Linked DNA regions of Homo sapiens: region 1 is linked to region 2. A link is an interaction called in ENCODE POLR2A ChIA-PET data of the cell type or tissue named here. Cell type or tissue: GM12878. All regions are shown on one strand.

What was found. ChIA-PET counts read pairs that join two places held together with the same protein. Peaks named below come from ENCODE experiments on the same cell type or tissue, not always from the same donor. Only the 100,000 strongest peaks of a DNase experiment are listed, where the experiment ranks them.
Region 1: POLR2A ChIA-PET joins it to region 2 with 6 read pairs; 2 of 35 experiments call an interaction of 5 or more read pairs at or near these places.

Annotation. Positions count from the first base shown.
Region 1 is chr11:10,640,433-10,642,932 of GRCh38, reverse strand. All of the region lies in intron 2 of IRAG1 (inositol 1,4,5-triphosphate receptor associated 1), which reads left to right. Among named protein-coding and RNA genes, the nearest start is that of IRAG1, 52 kb to the left of the region's middle. RefSeq lists enhancers at 750-929, 950-999. In GM12878, no CTCF peak of the experiment used is centred here; a DNase peak (open chromatin) is centred at 1,082; H3K27ac peaks cover 1,762 bases.
Region 2 is chr11:10,469,780-10,472,279 of GRCh38, reverse strand. All of the region lies in intron 2 of AMPD3 (adenosine monophosphate deaminase 3), which reads right to left. Among named protein-coding and RNA genes, the nearest start is that of AMPD3, 16 kb to the right of the region's middle. In GM12878, no CTCF peak of the experiment used is centred here; no DNase peak of the experiment used is centred here.

The DNA.
Region 1 (2,500 bases), 170 kb before region 2:
TCGGCCTCCCAAAGTGCTGGGATTACAGGCGTGAGCCACCGTGCCCGGCCCAGAGAGTCCTTTTATCCTGTTGTAAGAGCACTGGCTGCTTTTGCTGCTGGATCTCCTCTCTACCAAGGCAGTCCCTGTTTGCCCTCCAGGCTACAAGACAGGGATCTGGGGATACAGTCTCACAGCACGCACCCACCACCACCACTTTCACCGTCATTATTATTGCTTTCTCTCATTTAATACTTAAAACAAGCCTAGAGAATAGTGATTATTAGCTCTATGTAATGTTTTAGACCATGAAAGAGAAGTTTAGTAACTAGTAACTTGCCCAAGGTCACCCAGGTGGGATTCTGGTCTAGGCCTACCCGACTTCTTCACTAGCCCACATTGCCTTCCAGCAGGGTCCTCCTCTCCTGGGCTGTCTGCCAGCGCCCATCTACAGGATCTAAACCCCCCATGCCTGCCTGAGCTGGAGTGGGCTGGAGCTGGGGCTGGGGGTGTTCCTTACAGTTTCCTAGCCTGGGCCTAGCCATGTGACTCTGGGGAAAGGAAGCTAATATTCCCATCTATGACACTGGCCTATATTTATCCCTGTGCCCAGGCGGTTAGGAAAACTATTGTGCATTCCTGAGAATCTATGAGTGAAATAAACATTTAAATGTTTCTATAAGATTTATTTAAGGAGAACAAAATGTGGCCTGCTGGCTTATTAGAGGGTGAGCTTGCTGGGAGATGACCCAGCCCTCAGTGCTTGGCTGATTCCAGGGAAGGGAAATGGACCCCCAGGGAGGCTGGGCCCATGGAGGAGTGAGAAGGGCAGTGAGCCAAGGGCATCCTCTGCCCATGCTGTCCTTTTCTCCAGCTGTGTGTTCAGCCTTGTGCTGGTTTGAGGGCTTCCTGGAGGAAGAGGTACCTTCTGTGAAGGAGAGTGCAGCTTGGAAGAATAAGAGTGTCAGAGGCCAGCAGGGCACCAGGAACCAGGGGAGGTGAGACCAAAAACTGGGGATGCAGCTTTAAGAGTAGCGTGGTGTCGTGGGAAGGACACAGCCTGTGTTCAGTCACTTCCCCTATTTACAAGCGGCACAGCCCTGGACAAGTCAGTTTTTGCATTGATAAAGTGGAGATCAAAATAGAAAAGCAGAAGAGAAAAAAGAAAGATATCAATCTTCTACCCCATGCTCATGGCCTTCACTTTCATCTTCTCGTTTCCTCTTCACAATTCTATGAGTTTGGGAGGCATTATCACCCCCAATTTGTAGGTGGTGTCCTCAGGTTTACCCACTGAGTTTCTGGGAGGATTCGGTGAGAAAACACGAGGGGGGTCTGGGACAGGGCCCACCACACAGTGGGCCTGAGTAACTGCCAATTCCCTCTAGCCATGTTTGTTTCTGTGCTTCCATGTCTGTAACCCACAAAGGGCATTGATTGGTTTGAGAGGCAGAGGGTGAGAGGGAGTGGAGCCGGGTGAAGGTGGCCTTGGTGGTGGGTCCTTGATCACTTGGGCTTATGTGGTCAGATGCCCCAGGAGAGATGCTCCATTGCGCCGTGACCACAGTGGCTGGGCTCTCCCAATTTAACTCCAGATGGTTGAGGAGACCCAGAACTAAGAGCAACCATCTTTTCAAAACCAAATGCCAAAGTCATTAATTCAATCCCGAAGGGAATAATAAGGGAACATAACATCTAATGCTTAGTGAGCATTTGCTCAGTGCTAGGTGCACTTCCACAGGCTTGCCATCTAGGGCTGCCAGATTTGGAAAATGAAAATATGATTATATGCTGTACATGGTGGCTCACACCTGCAGTCCCAGCTACTCAGGTGAGAGGATCACCTGAGCCCAGAAATTTGAGACCAGCCTGGGCACATAGCAAGATTCAGTCGAGAGAGAGAGAGAGAATACAGTTATGTCCATGGAATATTTGAGACACACATACTAAAAATTATCTGTTGTACATTTGAAATTCAAATATAACTGGGGCATCCTGTGCTTTATCCAGAAATCCTATTTCTATATCAACTTGTTTAATTCTTATAACTACCCTGTGAGATAGTTCCATTATAGATTAGGTAACTGAGGCACAGAGAGGCAAGGTAACTTGCCCAAGGTTATCCAGCTAAAAAGTATACCATAAGGTAGTGTGGCTTCTGAGCCTGAGGCCCTGAAGCCCCTAAGCCAGTAGGTTGTCTGGCCAACGCTATTTGGTCTTACTGCTCTCCCAAGCTTTCTTGAAGGCCTGCCTTGTGTTTGACAGCTCAGAATGGGAGCAGGGATGCGTGTGTGCACTGCATGAAAATCTGGCAGAATTCACCCCAGAGGGCCCCTAGAATCTTCCCACACACTCTCTCCTGGATTACTGTCTCCCCAGTCCCTGATAGAGTGAAAAACAGCCCCCACAAGACCTGAATGTTCCCACCAAAACAGTTTTGCAGAAAAGGAGAAGTTGCCCAGAGCTTGCTCAACGATTCTGTCAGCTGATGAGGGAAAGAACACTATGATTTTATGAGTTG
Region 2 (2,500 bases):
TGTGTGATGTTCTCCTCCCTGTGTCCATGTGTTCTCATTGTTCAACTCCTACTTATGAGTGAGAACATGCGATGTTTGGTTTTCTCTTCTTGTGTTAGTTTGCTGAGAATGATGGTTTCTAGCTTCATCCATGTCCCTGCAAAGGACATGAACCCATCTTTTTTATGGCTGCATAGTATTCCATGGTGTATATGTGCCATATTTTCTTTATCCAGTCTATCATTGATGGACATTTGGGTGGGTTCCAAGTCTTTGCTATTGTGGATAGTGCTGCAATAAACATACGTGTGCATGTGTCTTTATAGAATGATTTATAATCCTTTGGGTATATACCCAGTAATGGGATTGCTGGGTCAAATGGTATTTCTAGTTCTAGATTCTTGAGGAATAGCCACACTGTCTTCCACAATGGTTGAACTAATTTACACTCCCACCAACAGTGTAAAAGCATTCCTATTTCTCCACATCCTCTCCAGCATCTGTTGTTTCCTGACTTTTTAATGATCGCCATTCTAACTGGCGTGAGATGGTATCTCATTGTGGTTTTCATTTGCATTTCTCTAATGACCAGTGATGATGAGCATTTTTTCATATGTTTGTTGGCTGCATAAATGTCTTCTTTTGAGAAGTGTCTGTTCATATCCTTTGCCCACTTTTTGATGGGGTTGTTTTCTTGTAAATTTGTTTAAGTTCTTTGTAGATTCTGGACATTAGCCCTTTGTCAGATGGATAGATTGAAAAAATTTTCTCCTGTTCTGAAGGTTGCCTATTCACTCTGATGGTAGTTTCTTTTGCTGTGCAGAAGCTCTTTAGTTTAATTAGATCCCATTTCTCAATTTTGGCTTTTGTTGCCATGGCTTTTGATGTTTTATACATGAAGTCTTTGCCCATGCCTATGTCCTGAATGTCCTAGGTTTTCTTCTAGGGTTTTTATGGTTTAGGTCTTACATTTAAGTCTTTAATCCATCTTGAGTTAATTTTTGTATAAGGTGTAAGGAGTCCAGTTTCAGTTTTTTGCATATGGCTAGCCAGTTTTCCCAACACCATTTATTAAATAGGGAATCCTTTCCCCATTGCTTGTTTGTGCCAGGTTTGTCAAAGATCAGATGATTGTAGATGTGTGGTGTTATTTCTGAGGCCTCTGTTCTGTTCCATTGGTCTATATATCTGTTTTGGTACCAGTACCAGGCTGTTTTGTTTACTGTAGCCTTGTAGTATAGTTTGAAGTCAGGTAGCGTGATGCCTCCAGCTTTGTTCTTCTTGCTTAGAATTGTCTTGGCTATACAGGCTCTTTTTTGGTTCCATATGAAATTTAAAGTAGTTTTTTTCTAATTCTGTGAAGAAAGTCAATGGTAGCTTGATGGGGATAGCACTGAACCTATAAATTACTTTGGGCAGTATGGCCATTTTCATGATATTGATTCTTCCTATCCATGAGCATGGAATGTTTTTCCATTTGTTTTTGTCCTTTCTTATTTCCTTGAGCAGTGGTTTGTAATTCTCCTTGAAGAGGTCCTTCACATCCCTTGTAAGTTGGATTCCTAGCTATTTTATTCTCCTAGTGGCAATTGTGAATGGGAGTTCACTCATGATTTGGCTGTTTGTCTGTTATTAGTATACAGGAATGCTTGTGATTTTTGCACATTGATTTTTTATCCTGAGACTTTGCTGAAGTTGCTTATCAGCTTAAGGAGATTTGGGGCTGAGATGGTGGGGTTTTCTAAATATACAATCATGTCATCCACAAACAGAGACAATTTGACTTCCTCTTTTCCTGTTTGAATAGTCTTTATTTCTTTCTCTTGCCTGATTGCCCCTGCCAGAACTTCCAATACTATGTTGAATAGGAGTGGTGAGAGAGGGCATACTTGTCTTGCGCCAGTTTTCAAAGGGAATGCTTCCAGTTTTTGCCCATTCAGTATGATATTGCCTGTGGGTTTTTCATAAATAGCTCTTTTTATTTTGAGATACGTTCCATCAATACCTAATTTATTGAGAGTTTTTAGCATGAAGGGGTGTTGAATTATATTGAAGGACTTTTCTGCATCTATTCAGATAATCATGTGGTTTTCGTCATTGGTTCTGTTTATGCGATGGATTACGCTGATTGATTTGCATATGTTGAACCAGCCTTGCATCCCAGGTATGAAGCCAACTTGATCGTGGTGGATAAGCTTTTTGATGTGCTGCTGGATTTGGTTTGCCAGTATATTATTGAGGACTTTTTTTTTTTTTTTTTTGAGACGGAGTCTCGCTCTGTCGCCCAGGCTGGAGTGCAGTGGCGGGATCTCGGCTCACTGCAAGCTCCGCCTCCCGGGTTCACGCCATTCTCCTGCCTCAGCCTCCCAAGTAGCTGGGACTACAGGCGCCCGCCACTACGCCCGGCTAATTTTTTGTATTTTTAGTAGAGACGGGGTTTCACCGTTTTTAGCCGGGATGGTCTCGATCTCCTGACCTCGTGATCTGCCCGCCTCGGCCTCCCAAAGTGCTGGGATTACAG